2 separate regions of the Homo sapiens genome follow, and region 2 is linked to region 1. Evidence: read pairs that join two places in POLR2A ChIA-PET (ENCODE). Cell type or tissue: A673. All regions are shown on one strand. Each heading gives the region's core, and the rest is flanking DNA. Links, peaks and the distances in the headings are about the cores only. Region 1 overlaps CSTPP1 (centriolar satellite-associated tubulin polyglutamylase complex regulator 1). Region 2 holds the start of LOC124902671 (a long non-coding RNA gene).

What was found. Peaks named below come from ENCODE experiments on the same cell type or tissue, not always from the same donor. Only the 100,000 strongest peaks of a DNase experiment are listed, where the experiment ranks them.
Region 2: POLR2A ChIA-PET joins it to region 1 with 12 read pairs; 2 of 35 experiments call an interaction of 5 or more read pairs at or near these places.

Annotation. Positions count from the first base shown.
Region 1 is chr11:46,950,054-46,955,433 of GRCh38, reverse strand. All of the region lies in intron 1 of CSTPP1 (centriolar satellite-associated tubulin polyglutamylase complex regulator 1), which reads right to left. Among named protein-coding and RNA genes, the nearest start is that of CSTPP1, 16 kb to the right of the region's middle. In A673, for the core only: no CTCF peak of the experiment used is centred there; no DNase peak of the experiment used is centred there.
Region 2 is chr11:47,136,419-47,141,798 of GRCh38, reverse strand. It overlaps CSTPP1 (centriolar satellite-associated tubulin polyglutamylase complex regulator 1), which reads right to left. Exons shown (of 9, transcript NM_024113.5): 4 at 4,070-4,154. LOC124902671 (a long non-coding RNA gene) reads left to right here and starts at 4,923. Exons shown (of 2, transcript XR_007062666.1): 1 at 4,923-4,982. In A673, for the core only: no CTCF peak of the experiment used is centred there; no DNase peak of the experiment used is centred there.

The DNA of each region.
Region 1 (5,380 bases), core at 69-5,068:
TGAGATCGCACCACTGCACTCCAGCCTGGTTACAGAGCAAGACCCTGTCTCGAAAAAAAAAAAACAAAAAAACAACAAAAAAAAAACCACACTACTGTATTTTGGATGGATCAAACCTACTTACTTTTAATTTCTAATCCTAAAGTAAAGAGATGCAATTGGGGGCCTTCCATGTAGAAAGTGGGGTCAGGAGGCCAAGAAAGGGAATATGAATGTATATCCAAGTCACTCAGGAACTTTTATGCAGGTGGTAGAAACTTATGTCAAAGTGGCCACAAGATTGTTTAATAGGAGATGAATGAATGTAACTCCATGTTTACTGCTAGAAACCAAAGCTTTGTGTAAAATCTTGAATTTATGGGGAGGGAGGGTAGGAAAGCCTGTACCTGTCTGTTTTTTTCCTGATCCTTTTCCCTCATTCCTGAACTGCAGGAGACTGAGCCCCTTTGGGCTTTGGTGACCCCATCACTGGGGTGTGTTTATTTGACGGTTGATTTTGCTGTACTGGGTACTTCCTTTCCCATTTTCTCATCATTTTTTAACACATGCTGACTCTTCCCTTCCCTTCTCCTTTCCCTGGGAAAATACAATGAATAAATAAAGACTTACTGGTACTCAAAAAAAAAAAAAAGAAAGAAAATGGCCTCCTCTGAGGAGTGAGACTTCGGGGTGAGAAGGTTATGGTGTAGGGTACTGCTTTTTTTTGTTATAACTCTTATAGACCCATTTGATTTTTAAAATTCTGTAGTTAAGAAACATAAACATCAAAAACTTTAAATCCAGCAATTCTTTGAACTTTCTTCAATGGAAGAAGTGGAATTTTGCGCTCTCTGGATTCTCCCTCTTCTTTTTTATTTTATTTTTTATTTATTTATTTATTTTTTCAAAACAGAGTCTCACTGTGTCGCCCAGGCTGAAGTGCAGTGGTACGATCTCGGCTCACTGCCACCTCTGCCTCCAGGGTTCAAGCGATTCTCCTGCCTCAGCCTCCAGGGTAGCCGGAATTATAGGCACCTGCCACCATACCCAACCAAATTTTGTATTTTTAGTAGAAATGGGGTTTCACCACATTGGCCAGGCTGGTCTCGAACTCCTGACCTCAAGTGATCCACCAGCCTCAGCCTCCCAACGTGCTAGGATTATAGGCATAAGCTACTGCATCCAGCCGAATCCTCCCTCTTCTTATGCATTATTTGTGACATCATGTTTTCCTAAAAGAGTTTTTCAACTGTTTCTTCTAATTATTATTTTGTAATGCTTTTGTATTTTTTCTTTTACCAATTCCCATAGTCAACTTTGCTCCTGTTAGCATTCTTAGTTACTTCTTTTTTTAAAATGATTTATGCAGCCTTACTTCACATGCTTTAATGTAGCTCAGAATACTTGTACTTGGCCCTAGTCGAGCTATCTTTCTTCTTTCCCCCAGTAGCTAATACAAACTTTCTTTGCTCTCCTCAAGCCTTTTACTTCTGCTTCCCTAACTCTAAGAAGATAATCTTGATTCTTACTTCAGACAAAGAAGAGGTCATCAGGTAAAGAACACCAATTTCTAGCTCCATTTCTAAGTTTAACCATGTCCTTCATCACCCTTACTTCCCACCTCTGTTGTTCAAATTTAATTACGCCATGTGAAGCGGTTTTAAGATCACCTTAAGACCTGATTTCTCACTTGGGAATTCTTCCTAATTGAGAAAATTCTTACTTATGAATTGCTTTCAAATATGGCAAAATGTCTGTCAATATTACATGTAATAATGAAAGTTGACATTATATTGTTTTATACATATATAATAAAACATATATCCATACTTTAGGGTTGATAAATTTTTTTTTAGGTCTCAAATATTTTCAAAGATCCCATAACAGTTTGTTGGTTAGGCACCACACAAACAGTGCCTTCTGGATAAATATGGTCCTGACTCCCAACTTCAAAATAGCCTTGCACCTCTGCCTTTGATCCTAAATTTCCTCGTACTTCTAAAAATGTTCCATCAAGTATTCATCATCCTTTCCTTCCCTTGGATCTTCCCTCTCTCCCTGTACAATGGTTCCTTTCCCTTCAGCCTAAAAACATACTCAAGTTTCTCCCATCTAAAAACTAAAAACAATAAACTCTCTCTTCCTCCTCTTGCTATCACCCCCTCTCCTCCTTTCCCTAATTGGTCAAACTTCTTGAAACGAATCTAGCCTATTCTCAACGCCTTCACCCTCCGATTTACTCTTCAATCCAGCAAAATCAGGCATCTTGCCACACTACTCCATGAAAACCTCCCTTAATGCCACTAACAACCTGCCTTGCAGCCCGTATCTTCTTTGACCTCTCTGAGGCATCTGGTATCATTGAACACTTCCTCCATCTTGAAACTCTCCACCCCCACGTCCCCAGTGTCTGTGGCACTGCCTTTTTCTCACTCTCCTCCTAAATCTCTTACAAATCACTCTCCAGTCTAGGAAGATAAATATCTTTCTTTATTGTAAAACTAGCTCTCTGGAAACAAGATTTTGGTTTCTACAATGGGTCTCTAACTCTCAATAGAAAAATAAAATTATTTAGCAGCAAAGTTACCTCCAACGCCCAGCAACAAACCAATTATAAAGAACTAAAAATTCTAAAATTACATGTTCTCACTAAGGTGAACGACTCACTAGAGTATAGAGAGGAACTATTCTGATTATTGGAAATGTTTACAAAGGACAGGAAGTGACACAGAGAAATGACAGGCAACATAAAGTTAAGAAAGAAAATAATAACCATTGTAAAAAGGGAGCAACTGAACTCAGAGACAGGGACCAAGGATAAAATAACTTTGTACTTCAAGAGGTAGAGGACAAAAACCAAATACTGACCAGCACATCTATGCTTCACCTGTGAATAAGGGCAAGCAGCTACCAACAATACAACTTGCCTTGAGTAGGGTAGATGTCTCCACCGCATATACTAGGTATGACAGATTTTTGTTTGTGTACCACCAAAAATACACTGCCATTCTTCTTGCACACGACTGTCCATTAGACTAAAATTCCCTGCCTCGTTGGCAGTTAGCAGGGACCTTATTAAGTTCTCACCTATGAAATGTGAGCACAAGTGATGTTTGCATCTTCGGCTTCACTTGCCTAAAAGGTCCTTGCCCTGGATTCACTGTTTCCCCTTTTACTGGCTGAAAATGGCTACAATTGAGGCAGCTTTGGAAACCATGTGTTTCAGACAGAATGACTGCTCTGCTAGCTGAAATCCAATGATGACTTCCTAAAGCAGACCCTGCCTTTCACATCCTGGATTTGGATTAAGTAAGAAAGAAAGAAAGTGCTTCTTGTATGAGCCATTGCACTGGGAGGGAGGGGGAGTTAAGTGGTGGAGGTTTTTTGTTTTGTTTTGTTTTTATAACACCAGCTCAGCCCTCACCCTAATACCCTGAGAGATTAGGAGCACCAAACCACCTGAAGCGCCAAACAAACCTCAGTAGACCTCAACAGCTTACTGACTCAGTAGGAAACATTAGTCTGGAGAGAAGGGAATGGTAAGTACTGGTGTGGGAGCAGGGAGATGTCTTCTTATTAATTAATAGCTATAAATTAGAATTTAACACTGAGTGGCACCTAAACCACTTAATTTCAAATTAGAAGAATTAGAATCAAATAACAGCTTCACTAACTGCTATCTATATAAATGGAAAATTTACTTAAGTTATTTGAGCCACCATTTCTTCTCATGCATAAAAAAAATAACATCCATCTTCATGGGTAACTGTTATAACACATTTATAGCACAATATAATAAATTAGGTCTAAAATAATGACACTACCTCACCAAGAAAATGTTAAATTATCTTCTATATATTAAAACAATCTGGCAGGGTATGGTGGCTCACGTCTGTAATCTCAGCACTGTGGGAGGCCAAGGCGGGTGGATCACCTGAGCCCAGGAGTTCGAGACCAGCCTGGGCAACATAACAAACAAAGAATTTAAAAATTAGCTAGGCATGGTAGCACACTCCTATAGTCCCAGCTACCTGGGAGGCTGAGGTGGGAGGATCACCTGAGCTCAGGAGGTCGAGGCTACACTGAGCCATGATCATGCCACTGCACTTCAGCCTGGATGACAGAGTGAGACCTTGTCTCAAAAAAAAAAAAAAAAAAAGAGTCTAAGGAATATATCATATATTCTGTAGAATTTTCTACTGAATTTAAGTTCTGACACTTAAATTTTTATTGAACTGAATGGGAAAGAAGGCTCTTAGAAATTACAAAACCTGAAAGAAAGTGGCTAACAATACTACTGGCTTTAGAGTCAGATAAACTTCATTCAAACTTCAGCTCCAGACATACTAGCTCAGTGACCTTGGACAAGTTATATAACTTAAATCCCAGTTTCCTCAAAGAAAAGTGGGATCAGCTGGTGTCTACCTGCTGTGAGGACTGAACGAGACTGCTGTCTCCTTCAGTCCTCCTGCATATGAGAATTACTCTAGATGGCATATGAAGAACACCTATTTGAAAACAGTTTCCAGGCCAGGCCTGGTGGCTCATGGCTGTAATCCCAGCATTTTGGGAGGCTGAGGCGGGTGGCTCATGAGGTCAGGAGTTCAAGACCACCCTGACCAACAGACCAGCCTGGCCAATATGGTGAAACCCTGTCTCTACTAAAAATACAAAAATTAGCCAGGCGTGATAGCAGGCGCCTATAATCCCAGCTACTCGGGAGGCTGAGGCAGGAGAATTGCTTGAACCCGGGAGGTGGAGGTTGCAGTGAGCCGAGATCGGGCCATTGCACTCCAGCCTGGGCAACAAAGTGAGACTCCACCTCAAAAAAAGAAAAAAGGAAAAAAGAAAACAGTTTCTACTTAAGACAGTATTTAGGCAGCTGTACTACTTAAAAGTTGAAATATTATCTCTGTATTAAAAAATATATATATGAGACATGATCCCTGCCTAAGGGATTAGAATTTAAAAGAAAGTCTTTAGGCCGGGCGCGGTGGCTCATGCCTGTAATCCCAGCACTTTGGGAGGCCGAGGCAGGCGGATCACAAGGTCAGGAGATCGAGACCATCCTGGCTAACACGGTGAAACTCCGTCTCTACTAAAAATACAAAAAATTAGCTGGGCGAGGTGGCGGGCGCCTGTAGTCCTAGCTACTCGGGAGGCTGAGGCAGGAGAATGGCGTGAACCTGGGAGGCGGAGCTTGCAGTGAGCCAAGATCACGCCACTGCACTCCAGCCTGGGCGACAGAGCGAGACTCCATCTCAAAAAAAAAAAAAAAGAAAAGAAAAAGTCTTTCCCCTTTTTGTGTCACCTAACAGCAAATGAAATCTGGGAAATGAAGTTACCCAAATACTACTAACTGTAATTGAAAACAAAAGATTAAATTCTGAACAGCCAAAGC
Region 2 (5,380 bases), core at 107-5,106, 190 kb before region 1:
ACCATGCCCAGCTAAGTTTTGTATTTTTAGTAGAGACAGGTTTCACCATGTTGGCCAGGCTGGGTTTGAACTCCTGACCTCAAATGATCCTCCTGCTTCAGCCTTCCAAAGTGCTGGGATTACAGGCGTGAGCCACTATGCCTGGCCAAGACCACATATACAATTCTACTTATTTGATTTTTTTTTTTTTTAAAGACAGAGTCTCACTCAGTTGCCCAGGCTGGAGTGCAGTGGCACAATCTCAGCTTACTACAACCTCTGCCCCCCAGGCTCAAGCAATTCTCCCACCTCAGCCTCCCAAGTAATTGGGACCACAGACGCACACCACCACGCCTGGCTAAGTTTTTGTATTTTTGTTAGAGATGGGGTTTCACCATGTTGAGCAATCCTCCCCACTTAGCCTCCCCAAGTGTTGGGATTACAGGCATGAGCCACTGTGCCTGGCCTCAATTCTACTTATTTGAAATGCCCAGTGGATAAATCTACAGAGCCAGAAAGTAGATTAGGGGTTGCCTAGGGTTGGGGAAGACGGTGGAGTGGGGACTGAAGAGTAATGGCTAAGGGGTGTAGGATTTCTTTTTAGGGTAATGAAAACATTCTACAATGGACTGTGGTAATGGATGCACAACTCTGGAAATATATTAAAAGCAATTGAATTTTATACTTTAAATGAGTGAAGTGTATGGTATGTGAATTGTATCCCAAAAAGCTGTTAAAAAGAAACATTTGATGAATAAACAAATGAACAAATGAATATAGGATATAGTTGTTGCAGGTTCACACCATTCTCCTGCCTCAGCCTCCTGAGTAGCTGGTACTACAGGCACCCGCCAACACGCCCGGCTAATTTTTTTGTATTTTTAGTAGAGATGGGGTTTCACCATGATAGCCAGGATGGTCTCCATCTCCTGACCTCGTGATCCGCCTGCCTTGGCCTCCCAAAGTGCTGGGATTACAGGCGTGAGCCACCGTGCCCGGCCTTAAGTTCGGTCTTTAAGGATGCTGAGTTTATCTCCCCAGATTTTGGGGCTGAATATTCCTTAAAACAATCTGGGCCCAGGCTGGCTGTGGTGGCTCATGCCTGTAATCCCAGGCACTTTAGAAGGCCTAGGTGGGCAGATCTTTTGAGGTCAGGAATTTGAGACCAGCCTGGGCAACATGGTGAAACCCCGTCTCTACCAAAAATACAAAAAAAAAAAAAATTAGCCGGGCATGGTGTGCACACCTATAATCCCAGCTACTCAGGAGGCTGAGGCAGGAGAATCACTTGAACCCAGGGAGAGGCGGGGTGAAGGCTGCAGTCAGCCAAGATTGCACCACTGCCCTCCAGCCTGGGCTACAGAGTGAGATTCTGTCTCAAAGAAAACAAACAAACAAACAAAAATGTTTTTAATAAAATGATTTCTGCCCAAAGGGGAACGATCATGGAAATTTAAAGCTAACTCCATTTGGCTGCTTTTAAATTACAAGAGATAATCTCCCATACTTTTTTTTTTTCAGTGAAGAAAAAAAATATCCAAATCTCCTTTGGATAGCAGATAAATTAAAATTATAAAACCTGAACTGCGGCTTTTACCAGTGGCCAGTTGCCATCAGGAAAGAAAATTATCCACTGAATAATGAGGGAGAAAAAAACCTACAAAATTTTGCATGTGTGATCACTAAACAGGTTTTGCACATGACCAGCAAAAGTAGGTCATGAGCTGTTAGCTGCAAAACACCGTGCCCCACCGTGAGGCTGGTGTCTGTCACTGGGAGCAATGGAGTTCCCATCTTCCAAGTCAATAGAGGAGCTGGTTGGCACATTTCAAAAGGAGCGAGGTGATTCTTGGTGCAGTGCAGCCAATGCAGCTTTGTTTTCAGTGGGTCAAACCACAAAGCAGAAATGATGCCATGACACAGGGAGGTGGGAGCATGAAGAGACTCCTTGTGCTCCCGATCCCCCATCTCTGGATTCAGGCTGACTGCGGTTCCAGTTCTGCCACTGCTACTTACAAGCTATCAGTATATTCGCACAACATTGTCACCCGTCTGAGCCTCAGTTCCCACTTCAGTGAAGTGAGCAGTAACAGTACCCTTCCCTCAACTGGGGTTCATCACTTTCATGCTCCCTTTTTTTTTTTTTTTGACGTTCAGTCTCACTCTGTCCCCCATGCTGGAGTGCAGTGGCACAATCGGCTCACTGCAACCTCTGCCTCCCAGGTTCAAGTGATTCTCCTGCCTCAGCCTCCCAAGTAGCTGGGATTACAGGTGCCTGCCACCACGCCAGGCTAATTGTTGTATTTTTAGCAGAGACAGGGTTTCACCATGTTGGTCAGGTTGGTCTCGAACTCCTGACCTCAGGTGATCCATCCACCTCGGCCTCCCAAAGTGCTGGGATTACAGGCATGAGCTACCACGCCCAGCTGCTTTCAGGCCCTTCTGGTCTCCAACCGCAACCCTCTTCATCACAAGTCACTGCCAACCCTTGCCTCCTCTTTTCTCAGAATATCCTCTAGGGGTGTGTGTGGGAGTGTGGGTATGTATTTGTGTGTGTGTTTTGTTGTTTGCCTAATACTCTCACCACCCTCCAACTCTGTCTTCAGAGCCGGAGGCTCCCCACAGAAACCACAAAGGATCATTTTAAAGGGAAGTAACAGTTTTTACAAGGATTAGGTGAGATAGTTAAGGTAAACAAATTTAAATAGAACAATGAAGGTAAATGCATTCAGTATGATATAGGGAAGGTAGGCATTCTTCGATAAACATGATTTTTGCTGTACGTCCATTTGCAACCCTAGCTCAGGTTTTTTTTTTTTTTTTTTTTTTTTTTTTTTTTTGAGACGGAGTCTTGCTCTGTCGCCCAGGCTGGAGTGCAATGGCACGATCTCTGCTCACTGCAACCTCCGCCTCCCAGGTTCAAGCGAATTCTCTTGCCTCCACCTCCCGAATAGCTGGGACTACAGGCAAGCGCAACCGTGCCTGGTTAATTTTTTGTATTTTTAGTAGAGATGGAGTTTCGCCATGTAGGCCAGGCTGGTCTTGAATACCTGGCTTCAGGGGATCTGCCTGCCTTGGCCTCCCAAACTGCTGGGATTACAGGCGTGAGCCACCGTGTCTGGCCTAGCTCAGGTTTTGAGTTAAGTAAGTAAAAGTTAACTGAGGCATAGTCCAATTACCTCATGTGGTTAAAAATTGTGAATGATGGTGAAACCCAACACAGAAATTAGGGGCTTCTAACTATTTCTGCCAAGTCCTGGTTCTGGACTGATCTTGAAAACCTTCTTCTGGCATAAATAATATAATGTGCCTTTCCTTCAACTGGGGCTTTATCACCTTTATGCCCTTCCAGTCCCCAACCTCAACTCTCTTCATCACAAGTCACTGCCAACCCTTGCCCCCTGATATGGTTAGGCTTTGTGTTCCCACCTAAATCTCAACCCGAATTGTAATCCCCAGGTGTTGAGAGGGAGACCTGGTGGAAGGTGATTGGATCACATGGGCAGTTTCCCCCATGCTGTTCTTGTGATAGTGAGTGAGTTCTGAAGACATTTGATGGTTTTATAAGCGTCTGACATTTCCCCTGTCTGTACTTCTCTCTCCTACCACCATGTGAAAAAGGTCCTTGCTTCCCCTTTGCCTTCCACCACGATTGTAAGTTTCCTGAGGCCACGCGGAACTGTGAGTCAATTAATCCTCTTTTCTTCATAAATTACCCAGTCTTGGGTAGTATCTTTACAGTAGCGTGAAAACACACAAATGCAGCCCCTCTTTTCTCAGAATATCCTCTAGGGTGTGTGTGTGTGGGGGTATTGGAGGGGTCTGGGCTTTTTCTGCCTCTTCATCTCACCACCCTCCAACTCTATCTTCAGACCCTGAGGCTCCCCACAGAAACCACAAAGGATCATTTCGCTTCCCTTTGGAAATGCAGAATGTATTATGTTTTGGGGCACATCCCAAATAGACCCCTCTCCCACTGCCAGTTTCTTCCCTAAATGCTCCTTTTTTTCATTTGTATACACTCCAGGTTTCTCTAGGAAGCAGTGGCCCACAGAGAGCTGAGTTGGTTTCAAGAGTCCAGGAGACGTACCTGGCTGCTTTCTGAGTGAGCTCCAGCGGGAAATCAGGACACAGTAATTGCAGCAAACAGTGATATTCTTTCATGGTCAGCAAATCTGAAGTGGAAATGGAGAGGAACACATTAGGTCTCTGCATTTCAAGTCACTGCCCTCTTTTTGTTCATTTCATGAGTTTCAGACCTGGTCTTGGTAGAGCTGTTCTTTTAAAAGCAAGTCAGTGTGAAGGGTATGCTAGTCTCTAACCTCCAGGTGTGAGATTTTAAGATCAGTATTTCTACAAAGCTTTTCCAGGGTGGGAGGCATCCAGTTACACCATTTTGACCAAAGGAGCTTCACTGGTATGAAAATTGGTCGGGTGAAGAGAGCAAACAAGAGAGGCACCTTCATCAGTCTTCTTTAGTTTGGTTTTCCTTGTATATAAAAATCTGGAAGAACAAGTCATTTCAAAGCCGGTTAAATTTGCTGAAATTCTCTGGCATGGTAACGTTTCCCACCACATGCCCAAAGACCATCCACAGAATATCTGGAAGCAGTACTAACGCAAACAGTCTTGCTGTGTAGGGAGAAGAGTACAGCATAGAAACCCACAGACCTCATTACTCTGTCATCCAGTACTGCAGCAGGCTGGCTTCTTTTGAATGGCTGAACACAAATCTGGTCATCCTATTATAGGAAGCCAAGACAAAGGTCCAAGATATACAGTCAAGGCAACCAAATGATTCCTGATATACAGAAGCAATGCTTTGTGCTTTGGGAGAGGTGAGCCAGGATGAGGCTCTGTGGTCCAGCAGAGAACCCAGAGAGGTGAATCTCAGAGAAATTTATAGGATCCTGAGGGAGAAGAAATACACTGATGCTTAAGTTATTTTGTTGCTGCATGTACTGAAGGCAAAAGATTTTAGATCAGCCAAGGAGTAAGAATGTGTAAGTATTATCATATATCAAAGCATTTCGAATATGGAAGGGCCTGGTAATGCTAAAGTGAGAGCAATCCACCCGGAAGCCTGCCTAATTGGGAGGAGGATGAGTGAGAGGAGGGAATCCAGAGGGCATGGCTACATTTGGGGAATGAAGATGATGATCACAGGCACTTGGTTTCTTTGGACCTAAGTTAGCCCAAGCCACAGGAATCCAGATCTCCTGCCCCCGTTAGTTTGGTTGATGCTTTTCCAAGACAAAAACCCCAAATCTCCAGGGAAAGGCCTGGGTTCCTAGTACTTTTTCATCAAAGCTTAATTCAAGGTGGGGACAGAGAGTTTGACTAACCACACTGCCAAAGTCAGAAACACCAAAGGAACAGACTCAGCGTCAATATAGGTCAA